Linked DNA regions of Homo sapiens: region 1 is linked to region 2. A link is an interaction called in ENCODE POLR2A ChIA-PET data of the cell type or tissue named here. Cell type or tissue: GM12878. All regions are shown on one strand. Links, peaks and the distances in the headings refer to the core of each region. The heading gives the core; the rest is flanking DNA.

Region 1 (4,392 bases), core at 160-4,159, 80 kb before region 2:
CCAAACTTATATATCTATTTGATATATATTATATCAAATCAAATCTACACATTGGGTAGGTTTGTTTTAATATCTGCATTCAAAGGTTCAGAAAGATTAAGTAATTTGCCCAAAGTCACATAGGCAGTAAGTAATAGGAATGGCAATATTTGAATCCAGGTTTGTGCAAAGCTCATAATAGCCCCACAGCGTTATGGGTTCAGATTGGGCAATTAAGAGAGCCTTAAATGGGCATTCTCTAATACAGATGCCCTATTGTCACATACACTAAATTCTATTGGCTGAAAATTCTGAGTTTTGACTAAGCAGCAGAATTTACTTTCTTATTGCAGATCTATACCTCTTAATAGGAAAATGTCTAAGATAAGACATTTAGTCAGACTATTCACTAACATGAGTCCTTTGCTTACGAAGACATAGACTCATGTAGTCTGGGTCCCTGAATCTCTGGAGCACCTATCCTGGACAGTTGCATGCGTGGTGGCTCATGCCTATAATCCCAGCACTTTAGGAGGCTGAGGCAGGTGGATCACCTGAGGTCAGGAGTTCAAGACTAGCCTGACCAACATGGCGAAACCCCATCTCTACTAAAAATACAAAAAATTAGCCAAGCGTGGTGGTGCATGCCTGTAATCCCAGCTTCTTGGCAGGCTGAGGCAGGAGAATCGCTTGAGCCTGGTAGGCGGAGGTTGCAGTGAGCCAAGATTGTGCCACTGCACTCCAGCCTGAGCGACAGAGCAAGACTCTGTCTCAGAAAAAAAAAAAAAAAAAAAAAAAGAAGGAGAAATGTATTTTTTGTATTAGAGTGATTAAATTCTTAGGTCAACTACTGGTAGCCATTTAACCTACCCTAACTAAACCATAAATTTGTACTGCAATAGCAGTGCTGGGAAGGGAAAAGCATGGTCCCTTTAAATGATATAGAATGGGGGAAGGGAAGTGCTGGGTAGAGGAGGGCGTGGTCCCTGGCTAGAGCTCTACCCACACAGACCTAGGTGAGACAGGCATTTTTGTTTTTCTTCCCAAATGTTGCATTTCCTAAGACCACCCTGGCCTGCCACACCCCCATCCTGTGCCTATAAAAACCCCGGAGACCCTAGCAGGCAGACACACAGGCAGCTGGACGGCGAGAGGAGCCTATCAGCGGAGGAATACACAGGTGGCTGGAGGTGGAGAGGGACACACCGACAGGCACCGGCACGCCAGCAGGCCACCAACCGGCAGAACGTCATGGAGTTGGGCTTGGGGCAGTTAGAGGAGAGCCTGGTCCGTCGTCAAGCAACTCGACTCCAGGGGAAAACCATTTCCCTTCTGGCTCACCCATCTGCTGAAAGCTACTTCCACTCAATAAAAAAACCTTGCACCCATTCTCCAAGCCCGCCAGTACACCAAGGCAAGAACCTCGGGATACAGAAAGCCTTCTGTCCTTGCAACAAGGTAGAGGGTCTAATTGAGCTGGTTAACACAAGCTGCCTATAGACGGCCAAACTAAAAGAGCACCCTGTAACACGCGCCCACTGGGGCTTCAGGAGCTGTAAACATCCACCCCTAGACACTGCAGTGGGGTCGGAGCCCCACAGCTTGCCTCTCTGTATGCTCCCCTAGAGGTTTAACAGCCGCTCACTGAAGAAGCGAGCCACATCCCCATCGCGCGCCCTGCAAGGGGGGCAAGGGAACTTTTCTCATTTCAGTACCAAGAGTGGGGCTGAGGGCTGGTGGTTATTGTTGCAAAATCCTCAATTCCATGAGCAGCAGAAGTGTAGAAAACTACAGCTAAATCTGTCCAATTGTTAAGATATTAGGGAAGTGGTACAGGCTATGCTCTCTGCCTTTGGCCTGCCATCTAAATTGACTAACCTAGGCTGGGCAACATAGCAAGACTGTTACAAAATTTTTTTTTAATTAGCCAGATGTAGTGGTGTGTGTCTGTAGTCCCAGCTACCCAGGAAGCTGAAGTGGGAGGATTGCTTGAGCCCAAGAGTTCAAGGTTATAGTAAACTATGACTGTACCACTGCATTCCAGCCTGGCTGACACAGTGAGAAACTGTCTCAGAAAATAAGAGGTCAGGAGTTCAAGACCAGCCTGGCCAACATAGTGAAACCCCATCTCTACTAAAAATACAACAATTAGCCAGGCATGGTGGCGCATGCCTGTAGTCCTAGCTACTTGGGAGGCTGAGGCAGGAGAATGGCTTGATCCTGGGAGGTGGAGGTTGCAGTGAGCTGAGATCGTGCCATTGCACTCCAGCCTGGGCGACAGAGACAGACCCCATCTCAAAAAAAAAAATTAATAATAAAAATAAAATGCTATTAAAAACTGTCTGCTAGACAATGGGTGACAACTTAGCTGTTACTATCCAATTAAAGCTGTTGCTTTCCTTCCAAAACTCAACTAGCTGCCATTAAACTGGGGCAAAGGGTGGGCAGAGGACAAAGGTCTGAAAGATCTGAGTCTTTCAGTTTAAAAACCATTTTTAGACAAGATATTTGGCTATTGTTACTCGCACATGGAACTGATGGAAGGCAAATGGAAAAGATGCCTACTTAGTTTTTGAGGGAATTGTACTGCCAAGCATCCAAGCCTAATCTGCCAAAGCCTGTGACTATTCAATGCCTAAAGCAACCTTTGTGCCTCCAACTATGTATTAACAAGAAACAGGCTATGAAAGCTGTGCAGCAGTCCTCCCACCCCAAAGGGCAAACTCATCACTTCCTGCCTCAGACATAACCATGGGGAATAATGGACACAGAAGCACCTCCCACAGGACGGACGGCTGACTCCTGATGTTTAAGAAGAGAGTCCCCTCTGTTCTTGCTCAGCAGGATTTGATAATTACTATAGATCGACTTCTGGGACTTTCACATTTTCTGACTGGTAGTTTTAATTGTGGTTTTCTTGTTCTTACTACATCACTGCATATGTAGTGGGTTATGGGAAAGATAACTAATCTTTTAGTTTATGGTTTGTGCTATGGTTTGAATATGGCTCCTCCAAAATTCATGTTGAAACTTAATCCCCAATGTCATCATAGTAAGGGGTCGGGGGGTAGTCTTCAGCAGGTGACGACATCACGAATGAAATTAGTACCCTTATAAGAGGGCCTGAAGGGAGTCTGGCCCTTTTTTGCCCTCCCACCATGTGACAATTCAGCAATAGGTGCCATCTTCGAGGCAGAGAGCCCTCACCAGACACTAAATTTGCTGGTGCCTTAATCTTCGACTTCCTAACCTCCAGAATTGTAAGAAATAAATTTATATTATTTATAAAGTACACAGTCTAAGGTATTTTGTTATTGCAACCTGAACAGACTAAAACAGCTTGCAAGATTGTGAACATCATATCTGGATTTGAAGACGGAGACTACACTTCACTCAGAGATCTTGACTTTGATCTGGAGGCAGTCCCTGGGTTTCTTCCCCTTGAGGAGGGATTGTGTCCTACATGGGGATGCCCATATATTTGGGGAGGCCAAAGGGATAAACTGTAGCAGAGAGACTGTTTAATTGTCTCACAACATTTGTTTTCTTCTATTTTAAAGTATTAGGACCTTAAATGTTTAGCTAGGCACCTGCTGCTAGAAGGACTGCTTCCCAGTCTTCTTGATTCTCTCCCGGTCATGGGATTAACGTTTGGTTAGTTAGATGTAAGTAGAAGTAGTGTGAGCAACTTCTGGAAAGTGTTCTTAAAGGCAGGGAGCTTTTCCTGCTCTCTACCTTTTTCTTCTTTCTCCTGGATGGAATGGGATATGCGGGATGGAGCTCAAGCATTCATTTTGGACGATAGGATGATTTAGGAAGTGGAGATTATGCAGTTAAGGCAGAAAAATAAAAATAAAAAAAATCTGATTCCCTGCACTGTGGAGCCCTTTACCATCTGTGGACTACCTATTCAGGCTTATATGAAAGAGAAATAAACTTTCATGTTGTTTAAGCCACTGGTTTTTTTTTTTGTTATTGTTTTTTAAGGGAGGTGAAGGTGTTGGGGAGTAGGGAGAGTTCAATATCCTGCTGCCAAACCTAATCCTAACTAATTCATGACAAGTTACTTTTTTGAGTTACTCCAGTTTCCCTGAAATGGGCAGATCTGGGGGCCAAAGACCAAAGTGGTTTAGAGAGACCACAAATTGAAGTAAACATGATGCCATCTTATTCTGTGACATGTCAGTTAGAGGAGAATTCCAAGCTTAGGGAATTTGCATTCTGTCATACCACAATTTATATCATCATCAGTATCTCTAGGAAAAAGGGTTACCTATCTCTCTTTGTACTGAGACACTGGAACTTTAGAAACCCAAATTCATTTATTCCTATGGGTTTTAGCCAAGGAACTTGCCTGCAAAGCTTCCTGATTAGACAACCGTCTGCCAGGTTGGTTTGGGAAAAAGTGCTCAA
Region 2 (4,392 bases), core at 101-4,100:
ACCTTCCCCAATCTTCTCCATAAAACGTAGGAAGGATTTTCTCACCTTCCCCTGAAGCAGGTCATAAAACCTTCACATGAGAGGTGAACGGTTCCCTCCCTACACCCAGGGGAAAGGAGCATCCTTGTCCCTGGAGACACAGGGACATGGAGGGGAATCTGAACAACAAGGCTTGCTAAGTTTTCCCCAGTTTTGTCACCATTAATAGTTCCCTTTTGTCCTCCTCTCATATTTCTCCACGATTGTCCGTGCTTCATCAAACCTAGCATGAAAATATTCAGGCTTACCTGTTTCCTCATTTCCTGATGAGGGCTCCTGTGTCATGTAAAATTTATGTTAAATACATTGTTTTTGACCTTTCTTTTTTTTTAATCTGTTTTTTGTTACAGGGGCCTCAGCCATGAATCTAAGTTGGGTCAAGAAAAAGATATTTTTCCTCCCTTACAGTATGAGTGTGTGTGACTGCCTTTTCAGTGAGGGTGTAAATGGTGGTATCTGATCCTGCCCTGTAAGGAAGTGGGAGCACATATGGCTCTGAGACCCTGCCAGGTGGAAAGCACATAGAGGAAAGAAAGCTCCCTTTGAGGAATGGTCCCTGTGAAGACTTCCCCTTAAGAGAAGTTACCCCTGAGGAGAATTACTCCTGAGGAGTGCTCCCTCTGAGGAGAGACTCTGTCAAAAAAGAAAAAAAAAGAAAAAAAAAAAAGAAGAAGAACTTGACGTGTGAAGCATGCAGGAGCTGTGCTGAGTACAACATCCATGTGTCTTGTTTCGGTGGCTATCTTGGGTCTCAGTCCACCTGGAACAATGGACGGGTTGTTGACTAGCTGCCTTGCGGTAATCTCAAGGAGTGCTCCTCCTAAGGAGTGTTCCCCCCTGAGGAATGCTCCCCCTGAGGAGTGCTCCCCTGAGGAGTGTTTCCCTTGAGGAGAGTTACCCCTAAGAGTGTTCCCTCTGAGGAGAGTTCCCCTGAGATGTGCTCCCGCTGAGGAGTGCTCCCCTGAGAAGTGCCCCTGAGAAGTGCTTCCCTGAAGGGTATTCCCTCTGAGGAGAGGTCCCCCTGAGAAGTGTTTCCCCTGAGGAGTGCTCCCCCAAGGAGTGCTCCCACTGATCAAGACTCCGTTAGCCTTTCCAGCACAGATTCTCCTCTGAGCTCCAGGTTGAGGAAAGAGTCCCTTCTCTGGAAGGGGGGACTTTCTGGCTTTAAAAAGGACAGATTTCTCTTCTAACATCTAGGCAGCTCTTGGAGGCTACTAGTGGAGGGCTCCATGGGATTGACAGCTACTTAGGAGGGCACCAGGCCAGCTGCCCTGCATGCCACAGCCTCATTTCCTCTGCTATGGGGCTCTAAGGCCCAGTATATTCTGAGCAGGGCTGGCCACAGGCAGAGCTGTGTACGGGGTGGGTTGCCCCAACTCCCTTCCCCACATTAATCTCCTGCCCCTTTCTACCATTTCTATGCCTTCAGCACCCTTGCCAAAATGCTCTTCCTTCCATACAAAAAGGGCTGCACTCAGCTTTATTCATAATAACCAATTCTTAAAAGCAACCAAGATATCCTTCAGTAGGTGAATGTGTAACCGAGCACGGGTCTGGCTGCTTTGCCACTTGCAAGGTCCAATGACAAGAGTGAGATATGGTAGAAAGAAAGTGACTTTATTAACCAAAACTAGTAAAGCAGAAGTGAAAGTGACCAGATCCCCATCCAAAGTAATCACTTTAAATTTCTGGGGAGAAAACAAGAGTTTAAAAAAGGGAACTTGGCCAGGCATAGAGGCTCATGCCTGTAGTCCCAGCACTTTGGGAGGCCGAGGAGGGCAGATCACAAGGTCAAGAAATCAAGACCATCCTGGCCAACATGATGAAACCCCTCTCTACTAAAAATAAAAAAATTAGCTGGGTGTGGTGGCGCTTGCTTGTAACCCCAGCTACTCGGGAGGCTGAGGCAGGAGAATCACTTGAACCCAGGAGGTGGAGGCTGCAGTGAACCAACATCACGCCACTGCACTCCAGCCTGGCGACAGAACAAATTCTGTAAAAAAAAAAAAAAAAAAAATAAGAGGAACTTGACATGTGAAGCATGCAGGAGTTGTGCTGAGTACAAGATCCATGTGTCTTGTTTGGTTGCTATCTTGGGTCTCAGTCCACCTGGAACAATGGCCGGGTTGTTGACTAGCTGCCTTGAGGTAATCTCTGGAATTTTGCAGCTGGGTCTCCAGGCTTGGTCTTTCTGTCTCAAGATTAGCCCTTGGAAGGCAGCTTTTGATAATTTTTAGATCATACTATATTAAATCCCTGTGTATTCCATAAAAAAAAGATTAGCCCCTGGAACTTCTAAGTAAGAACATATTTAGATACTAGCATACAGTTAGATAAATGCAAAAGGAGTATATGGTGGGAAAGGGTGGGACATAGAGTCTACCTTAAGCTTACAGGAAAAGGCTTCTGCAGTTTGCTTCAAGGTTGTATTTAAAGACTAGGGAGAAAAGAGAAAGGGGACATTTAAAAAAAATGCATTTTGAAGTTAAGCTATTTGGTTACAAATGGATAAATAAACTATAGTAACATCCAGACAATGGAATATTATTCAATGTTAAAAACAAATGAGCCACCGCACCATGAAAAGACATGGAGAAATATTAAATCCGTATTACTAAGCAAAAGAAGCTAATATGAAAAAGTTACATACCATATGACATTCTGGAAAAGGCTAAACTATGGAGAAGTCGAAAAGATCAGTGGTTACCTGAGGTTAGGGGGAAGGAGGGATGAACAGGCAGAGCACAGAGGATTTTCAGGGCAGTGAAACTACTCTGTATGGTCTAATAGTGGATACATCTCATTATGTATTTGTCCAAACCCACAGAATGCACATAAAGAGTGAACCCTAATGTAAACTTTGGATGACAATGATGTGTCAGTGTGGGTTCATCATTGTAACGAATGTACCACTCTGGTGGGGGATGTGGATAATTCAGGAGGCTATGACTTTATGAAGGAAGTGGGTACATAGGAAATCTCTGTATCTTCCTCTCAATTTTGCTGTGAACCTAAAACTGCTCTAAAAAATAAAGTTGTTGTTGTTGTTGTTTTTAAGCTGCACTCTTCTGTGATGATTTGCATTTTAACAGTATTCAAACTCTTAAACCAGAGGTGAGCAGCCTTCTTTGCATACCATTTATTTTCCATGAAATGAAAATGCAAGGAAAACAACATAGATTCTCAAGACTTGGAATACTTGCTTTACTGAATAAAAGAAATGTCAATGAGGAAACTGTCATGGCTTTTTAGTCACTAACAAGTTAGTATCTGGACATTCATCCTGAAAATCATTCACCAGTCTGGTGGTTCTTCCATGTAGATCTCAGTCCTCAAGTTGCTCATCACTGCTTCATGCTGAAAAACATAATGTTTTTGTTTGTTTGTTTGTTTGTTCGTGACAGGGTCTGGCTCTGTTACTCAGGCCGGAGTGTGGTGGTATAATCATGGCTCACTGCAACCTCTGCCTCCTTGGCTCAAGCAATCCTCCCACCTCAGCCTCCTGAGTAGCTGGGACCACAGGTACATGCCACTACGCCCGTCTAATATTTTTGCATTTTTAGTAGAGATGGGGTTTCACCATGTTGCCCAGGCTGGTCTTGAACTCCTGGACTCAAGTGATCTGCCCTCCTCAGTCTCCCAAAGTGCTGGGATTACAGGCATGAGCCACGGCATCCAACGCAACATGAAGCTTTAATAGTGGCATTTCGGCTGGGCGCGGTGGCTCACGCCTCAGCACTTTGGGAGGCCGAGGCAGGCGGATCATGAGGTCAGGATATCGAGACCATCCTTGCTAACACGGTGAAACCCCATCTCTACTAAAAATACAAAAAAAAAAAAAAAAATTAGCCTGGTGTTGTGGCGGGCACCTGTAGTCCCAGCTACTCGGGAGGCTGAGGCAGGAGAATGGCGTGAACCTGGGAAGCGGAGCTTGCAGTGAGTCAAGATCGCGCCACTGCACTCCAGCCTGGGTGACAGAGCAAGACTCTGTCTCAAAAAAAAAAAAAAAATAGTGGAATTTCAGGCCAGGCACAGTAGCTCATGCCTGTAATCCCAGCACTTTGGGAGGCTGAGGTGGGCAGTTCAGGAGGTCACGAGATCGAGACCTTCCTGGCTAACACGGTGAAACCCCATCTCTACTAAAAATACAAAAATTAGCCAGATGTGGTGGTGTGCGCCTATAATGCCAGCTACTCAGGAGGCTGAGGCAGGAAAATCACTTGAACCCAGGAGGCAGAGGTTACAGTGAGCCGAGATCGCGCCACTGCACTCCAGACTGGGTGGCAGAGCGAGACTCCATCTAAAAATAATAATAATAATAATAAATAAATAAATAGTGGAATTTCAGTTATC

What was found. ChIA-PET counts read pairs that join two places held together with the same protein. Peaks named below come from ENCODE experiments on the same cell type or tissue, not always from the same donor. Only the 100,000 strongest peaks of a DNase experiment are listed, where the experiment ranks them.
Region 1: POLR2A ChIA-PET joins it to region 2 with 7 read pairs; 8 of 35 experiments call an interaction of 5 or more read pairs at or near these places.

The regions. Positions count from the first base shown.
Region 1 is chr1:116,872,409-116,876,800 of GRCh38, reverse strand. No RefSeq gene overlaps it. Among named protein-coding and RNA genes, the nearest start is that of PTGFRN, 35 kb to the left of the region's middle. In GM12878, for the core only: no CTCF peak of the experiment used is centred there; no DNase peak of the experiment used is centred there.
Region 2 is chr1:116,792,254-116,796,645 of GRCh38, reverse strand. No RefSeq gene overlaps it. Among named protein-coding and RNA genes, the nearest start is that of CD2, 40 kb to the right of the region's middle. In GM12878, for the core only: no CTCF peak of the experiment used is centred there; a DNase peak (open chromatin) is centred at 1,645; H3K4me3 peaks cover 548 bases; H3K27ac peaks cover 675 bases.